Linked DNA regions of Homo sapiens: all the other regions are linked to region 3. The links are chromatin contacts, found by Hi-C or POLR2A ChIA-PET in ENCODE. All regions are on one chromosome and are shown on one strand. Each heading gives the region's core, a stretch centred on a gene start or an enhancer-like site at or near the end of the contact. The rest is flanking DNA. Distances are from core to core; before and after follow the strand shown.

Evidence for each region. A loop is a pair of places that touch in the nucleus more often than their neighbours do. ChIA-PET counts read pairs that join two places held with the same protein, here RNA polymerase II (POLR2A). Pooled maps may share reads with other maps.
Region 1: a loop to region 3 is called in a pooled map, with 4 times the contacts of the local background. The contact joins two enhancer-like sites. A Hi-C loop is called at or near these places in 3 of 50 pooled maps. POLR2A ChIA-PET finds 5 or more read pairs at or near these places in 3 of 52 experiments (Caco-2, WTC11 and activated CD4-positive, alpha-beta T cell).
Region 2: a loop to region 3 is called in a map of GM12878, with 2.2 times the contacts of the local background. The contact joins two enhancer-like sites. A Hi-C loop is called at or near these places in 1 of 168 maps with a recorded cell type or tissue (GM12878), 5 of 37 single-sample maps with no recorded cell type and 14 of 50 pooled maps. POLR2A ChIA-PET finds 5 or more read pairs at or near these places in 4 of 52 experiments (GM12878, Panc1, WTC11 and 1 more).

What each region holds. Positions count from the first base shown.
Region 1 is chr11:86,018,457-86,022,925 of GRCh38, forward strand. PICALM (phosphatidylinositol binding clathrin assembly protein) reads right to left here. Exons shown (of 20, transcript NM_007166.4): 4 at 3,911-4,013. Among named protein-coding and RNA genes, the nearest start is that of PICALM, 48 kb to the right of the region's middle. Within about 2 kb of position 3,140, at least 2 of the 41 ENCODE cell types and tissues checked have a DNase peak (open chromatin) inside an H3K27ac peak, as active enhancers do.
Region 2 is chr11:86,213,504-86,217,680 of GRCh38, forward strand. No RefSeq gene overlaps it. Among named protein-coding and RNA genes, the nearest start is that of LINC02695, 22 kb to the left of the region's middle. RefSeq lists an enhancer at 1,391-1,480. Within about 2 kb of position 1,393, at least 2 of the 41 ENCODE cell types and tissues checked have a DNase peak (open chromatin) inside an H3K27ac peak, as active enhancers do; they include GM12878, where a contact is called at or near this core.
Region 3 is chr11:86,114,382-86,118,583 of GRCh38, forward strand. No RefSeq gene overlaps it. Among named protein-coding and RNA genes, the nearest start is that of PICALM, 47 kb to the left of the region's middle. RefSeq lists an enhancer at 1,909-2,378. Within about 2 kb of position 1,755, at least 5 of the 41 ENCODE cell types and tissues checked have a DNase peak (open chromatin) inside an H3K27ac peak, as active enhancers do; they include GM12878, where a contact is called at or near this core.

The DNA of each region.
Region 1 (4,469 bases), core at 1,890-4,389, 95 kb before region 3:
TTTAATAATTTATTCTATAGAAAAACTCAATGCAACCATACATAAAAGGATGGTCAATCCACTGCTTTTATAAGATTAAAAAAAGGGAATAAATCAGATGTACACCTGCAACATAATTCTACAGCCATTCATAAGAATGAGATGGATTGAGGCCAGATGAGGTGGCTCATGCCTGTAATCTCAGCACTTTGGGAGGCCGAGACAGGTAGCTCACTTGAGGTCAGGAGCTCAAGATCAGCCTGGCCAACATGGCAAAACCCCATCTCTACTAAAAATACAAAAATTAGCTGGGCATTGTGGCGGGCACCTGTAGTCCCAACTACTTGGGAGGCTGAGACAGAAGAATCGCTTGAACCCGGGAGGTGGAGGTTGCAGTGAGCCAAGAGCACGCCACTGCACCCCAGCCTGGGTGATAGAGCCAGACTCTGACTTAAAAAAAAAAAAGAAAAAAATGAGATGGATCTATGTGTACAGACATTGAAAATGTCCAAAATACACAGGAGGGGAAGAAAAGCAGCCTTCAAAGAATCTGATCCAATTTTTATGTAATTTTCTATGTGCCTTTATATACATATTTCTATTTACTCGCACAGAAAAGGTTAGACACACTAAAATGTTAACATTTTCTATGAATTAGGATGGTATTTTTCTTAAATTTTATTACTTTTGTAAACATAAAAAAAAATCTTAATAAATCAAACTTTACTACTTACAATGAGAGTCCTCTCCAAAAGGTGTAGCCTACTGAGGTTTTTGCCATGATATAATAATTTCAATTGCTGTCATGTCCTCAATTTATACCTGATATTCTTGATTTTTTTCTTTTGTATTTATACAGTCTGACGTGTATATGTGTGTGTATAATGCCACTTTTGCACTTCTTCTTGGTCCCCACTCAATTATGGCTCCTCCTTGATTCAACTAAGTCAATACTAATTTTATTGTACTTAATCAGGAGCTATTTTCCTCCAATTAAAAAAGACTGCTCTATTAAATAAAAAAATTCACCAACTATTCTCAAGACTGGCCCTTCAAATTAGAACAAAAGTTACCATTTTAAAAATCTATTATTCTGAAATCTGTAAATACACTGAAGATCAACTTCACTGAAGACACTTTACAGTGAAATATTATTGGACAGGATACAGAGGTTAAAAATCAGACTTCTAAAAAAGTTCTCCACCATAATCTTCTACAAAGTGCTTAAATATATGAAACAAAATCTGTAGAATTTACTTTAGGTATATTCCAAAATAATCACCTCCTGATGGATTTGGAATGGCAGCATAGAACATTTAAATTCAGCTTTAAATTTTCTTGCATAACTAAGAGGTTACCTCTATATTTTAATTAAATTTTTCACTTCAGTCCATTAATTTAAAATTTCAATAGAACAATCTAAAGGAACACATCAATTGCTTAGACCTTTGGGATCACTGAGCAGCAGAGTGGCTCAGGAAGGCATTCACCAGACTATTTCTGTACATGCCAGATTCCCTTCAAGACAGGTCTTCATAGCTACAAGGGTCATCGCTGCTGCTAAGAATGTCTTCAGTGGCTTTCTCCTGAGGCCTCATCCTATATCCTAGGAAAAAAATCTGCATATCAGGTGTTATCACTTATAGAAGCACTGACTATATCATTCATGTGACTGGATCATGTACTAAGATGATTGTTATTTAGGGTGCAGCAAAAATTAAATGCATCTTCTGCATTTAAGATTAAAAGAAAGCTTAAATACAAAACAGCACTGAAAGAAATGAAAAAAGATCCAAATAAACAGAAACACATCTCTTGTTCATAGACTAGAAATTTAATCATTAAGAAGGTAATACTCCCCAAACTGATCTATAGATTCAATGCAATCCCCCACAAAATCCCAGCTATCTTTTCTGCAGAAATCAAAAAGCTGATCCTGAAATTCACATGGGAATGCAAGGGGCCCAGAACAGCTAAAACAATCTTGGGAAAAAAAAAAAAAAAAAAAGAATAGAATTGGAAGACTCACACGTTCTAATTTTAAAACACACTGCAAAGCAACAGTAATCAAGACAATGTGGTACTGGCATGAAGATATACATACAGATCAACAGAACAGAACTGCAAGTCCAGAAATAAACCTTTACATTTATGGTCAACTCATCTTCAACAAGGTACTAAGACTATCCAATGGGGAAAGAAGAGTAATTTCACAAAATGTTGCTGGGATAACTCAATATCCACATACAAAAGAATAAATTTGGACTCACCTCTCACACCATATACAAAAGTTAATTCCAAATAGATAAGAACCTAACTATATGGGCAAAAAATACAAGATTCTTAGAATAAAAAGTAGGAGTAAATCTTTGTGACCCTGGATTAAACAATGATTTCTTAGACATGATTACAAAAGTACAAGCAACCAAAGGAAAAAAAAGATACACTTAATTAATTAAAAATGTTTGTTCTTCAAAAAACACCAACAAGAAACTGAAAAGACAAGCCATGGGAGAAAAATATTTGCAAATTATTTATGCGATAAGAAACTGGTGCCCAGAACATATTTTTTAAAATTCTTGCAACTTAACAATAAAAAGGGCAAGTAACCCAATTTAAAAATGAGCAAAAGGCCAGGTCAGTAGCTCAAGCCTATAATCTCAACACTGTGGGAGGCCAAAATGGGAAGACTGCTTGAGCCCAGGAGTTCAAGACCAGCCTTGGCAACATAGTGAGAACTCATTTGTATGAAAATTTTTTTAAAAATTAACTGAGCATAGTGTTGCATGCCTGTGTTCCCAGCTACTCAGCAGGCTGAGGGGGAAAAATTGCTTGAGCACAGGAGGTCGACACTGCAGTGAGCTGGGATGGTGCCACTGTCTCAAAAAGTGAAAATAAAAAATAAAAACAGGGCAAAGGGTTTGAAGAGGCATTTTTTCAAAAGACGATATGCAAATGGTCAACAGCTCAAAAAAAATGCTCAATATCATTAGCCATCAGGGAAATGCAAACTAAAAATCACAAGACACCAGTTCACACCCACTAGGATGGCTACCATTTAAGAAAAAAAAAAAAAGGCAAAAAAAAACCCAGAAAATAACAAGTATGGCAAGAATAGGGAGAAACTGAAAGTGCCATACATTGCTGGTGGGAACGTAAAGTGATTCAACTGCTTTGAAAAATGATTTGGCAGTTCCTCAAAATGACAAACATAAGAGTTACCATATGACACAGCAATTCCACTTCTAGGTATACACCGAAGAGAATTAAAAAGATAATCCACATAAAATCTAATGTTCACAGCACCATTATTCCTAATAGGCAAAAGTAGAAACTATTCAAGTGGCCATCACCTTATGAACAGATAAACAAAATGCAGTATATGTCCATAAAGTAAAATATGATTTGGCTAGAAAAAGGAATAAAATACTGATATATGAAATAACATGGATGCTATAACTTGGACATATCATGCTACACAAAGGTCACATATTGTATAATTTCATTTATATGAAATGTTCAGAATAGACAAGCCCAGAGACACAGAAAGTAGATTCATGGTTGCCAGGATCTAGGGGAAGAGGGAATAGGAAATGAATGCTAATAGGTATAGAGTTTCTTTGTGGAGGTGATAAAAATGTTCTGAAATTAGTGGTGATGTTGGACAACTTTGTAAATACACTAAAAACCAATGAATTACACACTTTAAAATGATAAATTTTGTTATGTGAATGATATCTCAATAAAGGTGCTATAAAAAGAACTTAAAAACAAATCCTACCACAAAAAGTACTTGATATACCTCATCAAAGAAAAATGAGGCTCATCTTTTAAAACTGGCTAAAATTTCATAATTCATAATCTAGTAACTCCTATGTTTTACATTTTTAAAAATTCAAATCAATTAGATGTCAAAAAAAGCTTAACTCACCCTCTCTTCACTTTTGTGAAATCAAATGCAACTTGTCTGTATGAAACTGCTTTCTCATTTAAATATCTACTATACCGCCTAATAAATGTAGACATGTCATATCCTGTAAAAAAACAAAAACAAAAACAAAACAAAGAGAGAGACAAGTTTTTATAAATGACTAAAAATCCCAATATGCCTAGAAAAACAACTCATTGCATCCAATGGCTATAAAATGTCTTGATATCCCAATTCAATTTAGTATGTAAATTAAGTAACTAATTAATAACATTACCATTAAATTCTCTTAAGGCTTCATATTTAAATCAGATAAGTCCTATGTAGTTTTAAAAAAAAAACCTCTTCCCTTAGAACTTCACTATTCTCTCAATATTCCTATTCTTTATTCATCAGGAATTAGAAAAACGTTCTTTTACACAACTTGATAATCTCACAACTCAAATTTAACATCCTATGGAACCACAATCCCATTCCTCAAATCAAGCAACTTTATATAATTTTTATACTCCTAAAATCTTTAGCTGTATTTAGAACCATAACTTGTATGTGCCAACCTTAT
Region 2 (4,177 bases), core at 143-2,642, 99 kb after region 3:
ACTGAGTAGCACAACCCACATGTTCTCTAACTCAGGCTGTAGGGAAGGTCCTCCAAGTCCTTGACAAAGTTCTTCAGGAAACTGAGGAAATGGGCCTAATAAAAATTTAACTGTTGGTAGACTATGAAAGCCCAAGAGTATGATTAGTGCATTGGGGAGAATATTAGTTATAACTTTGCCTGCGAAGTACCCCCCTCTTCTTTAGGGCACACAGCCTCAGCAAGCAGGGCGATGCGGTCGAAGAAAAGAAGCCAGAACTCAATGGGGCAGTGTTGAACCCCAAAACCAGAGAATACCACTGGGAGCAACAGTAGGAAAACAGAGCAGAGCCTGTGAGGCAGTGAAATTGAGAGATGGGCACTCCCAGATTCTGGGTACTTCATGTACACCTGGGATATGTGCAGCCATCCTAGAACCTGCCTAGAAAGGAAGCACTTGAGGGACTAGTGTTCCTGCTCAAAACTGCCTGGGTACAAATTTGCTTCCTTAAAGTGGCTTGCCATTGATTCGTTCTCATTCATTATGCATTGGGTTGTTATTGTTTTTGTTGTTTTATCAAGTCTCAAGTTCTGTTGGTGTCTGTGTTCTACCCGCACTTATCTAGTGAGGTTGAAAATAAATAACAGACATTTAACAAGGCAGTAGAGCAAAAATGGTTAATAGTTTGGGCTCTGGATCTAGAAGACTTCATATTGTGACTCTGCCATTTCCTATCTATATATCCATGGGCAAATTTCTTAACCTTAATTTCCCTAAGACTCAATTTTCCCATCACTAAAATTAGAATAATAACTGTCACAAAATTATTATGAGGATTAAATAAGATGGATATATGTGAAGTGCTTAGATCTGTGACTACATATAGTAACTCTCAATAAATGCTATTCTTTATTATCATTATTATTAGGGTTTTAAGGTTCACAGAGCACTGTCATATGTATTTTCTCATTGGAATTAATTAGTGTTGACATACAATGCAAGTTAGGGGTGCGAAAGTAGATGGATAAGGGAAGAGACTGGTGAATGAGAGGTCCCTTCTTCCTCCTTGCTCTGGCATCTAACGTTAGATTAAATTTCTAAGCCGTGCCCGAACTCTGGATCTCATGCTCTCTCCTTTTCTCTCCCACTGGCTTTCCTCTTCCATCCTCTTAACTCTGTGGCTGGAATGTCCCGACGTGAGGCTCATCACTGCTCCAGCACAACCCCCTCCCCTTCACTTCGTCATCCAACCTTTCTCCATCTCAATCAGAAGATAGCTAAACCCCATTGAGGGCAGCAGGTGCACAGCCCACAGTGCTCACTGTTGGAGCAGGGCCTCTCTGGAGGAAATGCCCAGAGCAGTGGGAGGACTGGGAGAAAGCCTCAGTGTCACCCACAATGTTTCCCTGTTTCCTCTTCCTTGGGACTCCCCTTGTGGTGTGGCTGGGGAAATCCAGCCCAGTCATCTCTGAACTAAGAGCTTGATCTTCCAGTCTGGTTGCTTTGGGTGGGTAGAGCAGGCTGAAGTGACTGTCCCCACCCACACCCAACATTTCATGTTCATCTACTCAAACCCTCCAAAATGTTCTGTTCTTTTGGAGGACCACCCCTGCAATCTCCCAAATTAGCCAGAATGACAGATTCACACATGGAGCAGTTATGTTTGGCATACTTTTTCTGTAAGGTCCTCTAGTCACTATTAAAGATGATCACCCCTACTGGTTTCCCCTCCAGACTCCTGAGAATCACTGAGAGAGGTGGTTGTGGCTCAACCCCATACTAGGCCATTTAAAACAAGGTTATTTGGCCAGGTGCAGTGGCTCATGCCTATAATCCCAGCAATTTGGGAGGCTGAGGTGGGCAGATCACCTGAGGTCAGGAGTTCGAGACCAGCCTGGCCAACATGGTGAAACCCCATCTCTACTAAAAAATACAAAAATTAGCCGGGCATGGTGGCAGGTGCCTGTAATCCCAGCTACTTGGGAGGCAGAGGCAGGAGAATCGTTTGAACCTGGAAGGTGGAGGTTGCAATGAGCTGAGATTGCACCACTGTACTCTAGCCTGGGTGACAGAGCGAGACTCCATCTCAAAACCAAAAAAACCAAAAAACCAAGGTTATTAAAGAGGTTAATCGGACCTCCTTAGCACTCTGGAGTGGGCAAAAAGAAAAAAAAGAGGTTAATTAGTAGCATATAATCAATAATGCATTAAATCAGTAGATGAACCATGGAAACTGAAAATTCCCTGTGCCACCAAAGTCCCTTTCTTTTGAATGCCCTTCACCTTGCTTATGGCTGATGATGAGGTCAGAAGTCTTTCTACTGGGGCTTCTGTCTACAGCCTCCACCAGGTGCCTCTGATCCATTTTTGCCTCTAGCGCTTGACTTGGACCTCAGCTGTGGATTCTGCTTCTACTTGTGCCACCTCAGACGCATCCTCAATTGAGTTTTCAGCTACTTAAAAAGTTTGAAACTCACAGCCTACATGCAGAACATTCAAACTCTTAACCTACAGGAAGTCCAAAATCTGCACGTCAGTTCCCTTGGTATAGATGCCCTTTTCATCTCCGGATCCAATATATTAACCCTAGCTATCAAGTTTTTTTCCAGGAAATGAAACCAACTTCTGGGTTGGTGCCTTTGAAAGATCCTTAAACATAATCACATGTGCGAAGACCTTTTTCCCAAATAAGGCAACATTTGCAAGTTCCAAGGATATCTTTGAATGGCCATTACCCAGCTGACTACAGCTGCTATCATTGGCTGAGCTGGAGGATCTGTGGACTAATAGTAAGAAGGGATGGGGGAAAATCTTCCAAGAAATAGACGACTATATTGAAAGCAATTAATCTCTGGATGAGTTATTTCTTTCTGTACAATTTTTCTCCATTTTCTAAGCTCAAAGCAATGCACAGTTAATACTTGTATAATAAGAAGTATTATAGGGGAAAAAATTGTAATGTAGATCATTTATTGACATTGAAATAGTTCCGTAATCACTAAATGAAAAAAAAAGCTACAAAACAATGTAAATTTTGATGATTTTTGTTTTAAAATATACACACACATAAAGTAAAAAATAGTGAAAGTGCATGCATCAAAATGTTAATAGTAGCCGGGCCTGGTGGCTCACGCCTGTAATCCTAACACCTTGGGAGGCTGAGGCAGGAGGATTGCTTGAGCCCAGGAGTTCAAGACCAGCTAGGGCAACACAGGGATACCTTGTCTCTACAAAAAATTTAAAAATTTAGCCAGGCATGGTGGTGTGTGCCTGTAGTTTCAGTTACTCAGGAGGCTGAGGTGGGAGGATCGTTTGATCCTGGGAGGTTGAGGCTGCAGCAAGCCACGATTATGCCATGGTACTGCAGCCTGGGCAACAGAGCCAGACCTTATCTCAAAGAAAAATTTTAAAAAAAGTTAATAGTGCTTACCTTTGAGTTGTAGAATTATGACTAATTTTTGTTTTACATTGTATTTCTGGTGTTTTCAAATTTTCTGCATCAATTACTCATAAATTTTATAATGAGATAAAAAGATAAGTATTATTTTTAAAAATAAGAGAGGCCAGGCATAGTGGCTTATGCCTGTACTCCTAGCACTTTGGGAGGCTGAGGCAGGAGGATCACTTGATCTCAGAAGTCTGAGACCAGCCCAGACAACATAGTGAGACTCCATCTCTACAAAAAAATTATTTTAAAAAAATTAGCTGGACTTGTGGCATGCAACCACAGTGCCAGCTACTTGGGAGACTGAAGTGGAAGGATCACTTGAGCCTGGGAGGTCGAGGCTGCAGTGAGCCATGATCGTAGCTACTGTACTCCAGCCTGTGTGACAGAGCAAGACCCTGCCTTTAAATAATAAATAAATAGAATAAAATAGGAGATATTAGAAATTAGAAGTATGTAAATGATAGGATAAGAAGTTATTGTGTTAGAACCCATAGGCCTTCATATTAAATTATTTTAATATCAGATGGCATGCTAGAATAATAATGTGACTCCTATAACTGGAACCATAGAATAGAATTTTTTAAATGCTCTCTGAATGTATAAAGAAAAAATAAGATTTAATTGTGACATTCTGACACCCACATGCTAGGGTAAGTTCAACACCTGTGCAGGCTGCCTTCCCTCCCAGACAGTTGTGTCTGAACACCACCGTGGACTAAAACTAACAAAACTAACAATTTATGATATTGG
Region 3 (4,202 bases), core at 505-3,004:
CCAGGCCTTCTCATAGCTGTGTCCTCATAATCCAAGTTTCAGCTTAGTTATCATCTCCTCAGAGGAGCCTTTCTATCCCTCCTCTCCCTATTAAACGTTTTAGAATTACATAAATTTTTAAAAATTATGTGCATCTATTCCAGCTTTCTTTTGATTAGTAAAGATTTAAAAAATAGAATTATGTGCATCCATTTTTTCTTTCTTTTTTTTTTTTTTTTTTAGACAATATCACTTTGTCACCCAGGCCGGAGTGCAGTGGCATGATCTCGGCTTACTACAACCTTTGCCTCCCAGCTCAAGCAACTCACATGCCTCAGCCTCCCAAGTAGCTGGGACTGCAGGCGTGTGCCACCTCACCTGGCTAATTTTTGTGTTTTGTTTTTAGTAGAAATGGGGTTTTGCCTTGTTACCCAGGCTGATCTCAAACTCCTGGCCACAAGTGATCTGCCCACCTTGGACTCCCAAAGTGCTGCGATTACAGGCATAAGCCACTGCACCTGGCCAGTGTGCATCTATTATTTTGATATTTTAAGTTAAAGTAAAAACAAATATATAAATAAAATAGCCTCTCTAGTCACTATTATATCACTTTGCTTAGTTTTCTCCATTGAAGAAATTATCTCAAATTATTTTCTTTATGTGTCTACTTGTGTATCCTGTGTTTCTCACTACAATGTAAGCTACATTAAAGAGGGGATTTGCTTTAGTGACCCCAAGACTGCTAACCTCATGTCCTATCATGTATCCCAGCACCTTCAAAGTCTTTTGTACATTGTAGACTCTCAATAAATATTTGTTAAATGAGTAGATTTCAGTTATCCAAGAGACAGGCAGTGTTCTTTTGGCTGATGCTTATATGCATTCACTTGAAAAGAGTATTGTAACAAAATTTGTTCAAGTTGGATTTTGTTTGCATATTAAGATACTACTGCTGATACCCATGCATATGGAATGGGTCTTTGATACAAGTGAGAAATTGCCAACACTCATTTACAGCCTATTAATAAATGGGCTTTATCCTATAGATTAGTATCTATGTCCCTGTCAACATGGCAGTGGTAAAGTTCACATCAAAGTAAAAATTGAAAAACAAAATTAATGTTAATTTGGATTTAAAAGCTCATACCTGAGTTCTGCTTTCAAGGCAGTGAGGAACTGTGGGGAACTGTCTGGAACTGTTGATGCTGCAGGTGAAGCTAGAACATGAGAATGCTATAGGCTGGTTTGTAGCACAATGAAAATGGAAGAATAAGAGGTAAGGCCAGTTGCCCGGAGACTCCAAATAAGAAACATGGTTATGAGGAAGTGGTTTAGAATTAGGGCTTTGAAAAATAATAGCTGTCATTGATTGAGTGCCTACTATGTGTGAGGCCATTCTCCATAATCCTTACGGAAACTCCTAAGCTAGGTATTATCTCTCCATTTTACAAATGAGTAAGCTGAAGTTCAGGAGGTTAAATGACTGCCAAACCATACAGTTATGTAAAAAGTGGAGCAATGATTTAAACTAGATTTTTCAAATCCTAAAGCTGACATGCTTTCCACTGTACCACAATGTCTTCCTTTGTACTGGTGCACTCCATTTATTTCTGTGATTCCTGACACCAATTTTAGGGCCTGGGACAGCATCCTAATGGAATCATGCCTAGCTGGATAGCAAATGCCTCTGCTGCCAGTAGAGGGGCAACTTAAGAGAAAGGTCCAAGCCAAATTGGATCCAAGAGTTTCTGACTAAGCAGGTTTCAAACCTCCTGCTCACACCTCTTCCTCCTCACTTTCTTTCCCAACATCCTCCCACGGCTCACCTCTACCTCTGTCCACTGGAGACACCATCCTCCAGGTGCTAATAAGAAAGCTACTCTGACCATGGAAAAAGGGAAAGAGGCAGCTCAGCAAAATCACTGCTGAGAGCCTGGGCAGGCTTAGGCAATGTGATCTGAAGAGCTGAAGTGTGCAGCCCACAGAGAGAAAGAATTGGATAAAATACAAAACTAAAGAAGAGGATAAACCTAAGAGGAAAATCTTCCTGACAGAGATGAATTAGTTACGGGACTAACTCCGCAAAGGAAGAGATTGGGCTCCGTTCCCTGAGGCTCCCTGAGCAGAAACCATGTTACAGAGAACAAGTAGGGGGGTTGTGGTTAGCAGGGACATCAATGACTAATAGGTGCTTTCCACCTCTGAGTTTTATGAAGATGAGTGGAGTCTTTTTGAATAGAGAAAGAAATGAAAATAATAATTAACATGGAGAGATGGGGCTGACTAAAGCATGGCAAAGATAAACAGGAATGAGGCTGTTGGCCCTCGTAGTGAGTGTGGAAAATCATTTCTTCCAATTGGGAGAGGCAGAGGTGATCAGTTCAGAGGTTTAAATTCAGAGTCCAGGCTCTGTCACTTACTGATTATCTGAGCAAATTAGTTAGCCTTTCTAAGCTACAAAATAGGAAAAATACACTATTTTTCAGATTATTTCTCACTGCAGATTAGGAGTAATGCCATTGAAAAGGTTCTTATGAAGATTAAATGAGACAACTCATGTAAACAACAGTATCTACTTAGCATGAAGTAAGCACTCAAATGACAGTAATTATTATTGGAATATGGCTTCGTGTGGAGGGGGAAATAGAGCTGGGCAATTATTATCAAGGTCACCATATGGGGATAATTTTTCCCTTTGGACTTAATGATGGCATCTCCTTGGTTTAATTATTTGCTGTGTTGGTAGCTCACATCCTCTCTACTGACTTGGCTTTCAGCTCACGGGAAGATGAAGCCCAAATACAATAGATACCAAGGCAAGCTTGCCAAAGAGCAGCTCAACCCATACTGGTACTCTGAGTCATTCTAAGGATAAAGCCGCCTCTCCATGGAGAAGGATATTGTACACAGGAGATAATACTAATGACACCGTCCATTTACTTAGTCTCTTACAGTTTACAAAGCACTCTTACCTGGGAAGGGTTACTATCTTCATTTTATAGATGAGGAAACAGAGACTTAGAGAGGTGAAGCAACTTGATTAAGGTTGCATAGATAATTGGTTGTGAGGATTCACTCCCAGCTCCTCTGACATCATGTCTGGGGGCTCTTTTATACCACAAGATGCTGCAGGGAACATGAACAGGTACCAGATTAGGAGGCTAGTTGCTTTCAATCATAAAAACAGTGAATTTAGGAACAGGAAGAAGCTTTCAGATGACCTAATACTGTGGTTTTAGATTGTGTCCAGGGGTCTAGTAGGCGGTGGAGGGAGCCAAGCAGGAGGCGGGATCAGCTTTTATCAATTAAATTCATCAGATTTTAATTTGATGAAATTAAAAAGAAAAAGAAAGTTGGAAAAACCTAATCTAGTTCAACTAACTGTCTCATTTCCCCAAGAAGGATATTGAGGCCCAGAAGGGTTAAGTAACTTATCCAAATCAGAGCTAAGACTAGCATAGCACTCAGTCCTCAGTCACCTGCATATTTGATAAGCATGTCATAAATGTCCTCATTCTCCAAATATTTTCCTTTGATTACCTCAAGCAAGTCACTTACATGTAATAATCAAATCATTGAAGAGAAATTAGCTCTGGTGTGAGTCTCTTCTGATGACACCATGTGACCTTGGAATAGTCGATTGATCTCTGGACCCTCAGCTTTTCTATAGGTAAAATGGGGATCATAATTTCTGTCTAGACTCTCAGTGGGGCTGTTGTGATGAATGTAAAAGAAAAGACCATATGGAAGTTCATAGAGTTCTTCCTGGGAAGGAGACTCAGCAAGTTCAATGTCTTATTCTTTATCAATACCTACCAAGAATGTCACTGCTTCTAAGATGATATCTGCAATTTACCATTCTCATTTATTTGTCATTCTTTACTCAAAAAGGCAATGAGGTTTGTAACCATGTCAGTACTACTGGTTTGTGAAAAAGTCTCAGAAAGTTCTTATCACGTTGGCTTTCTGATAAGACTTTTTGATTTCTACTACTTACATGTGGAAAGTAAATCATTTTAGGTTAAACACCTTTCCTTCTAGACAAGTGACAGAGGCAGATGTCACTCAGGGTGTTGTAGCAAGCCTGGGGAGCTCATAGCCAGATGAGATCACAGGACTTGTGTGCAGGGTACAGAGTTTGGAACTCTCCCACCTAACTGGCAGTTTCTCCTCCTTCGACAAGGAATACTAAGAAGATATTATCACAAACTCTTAGGCAGATC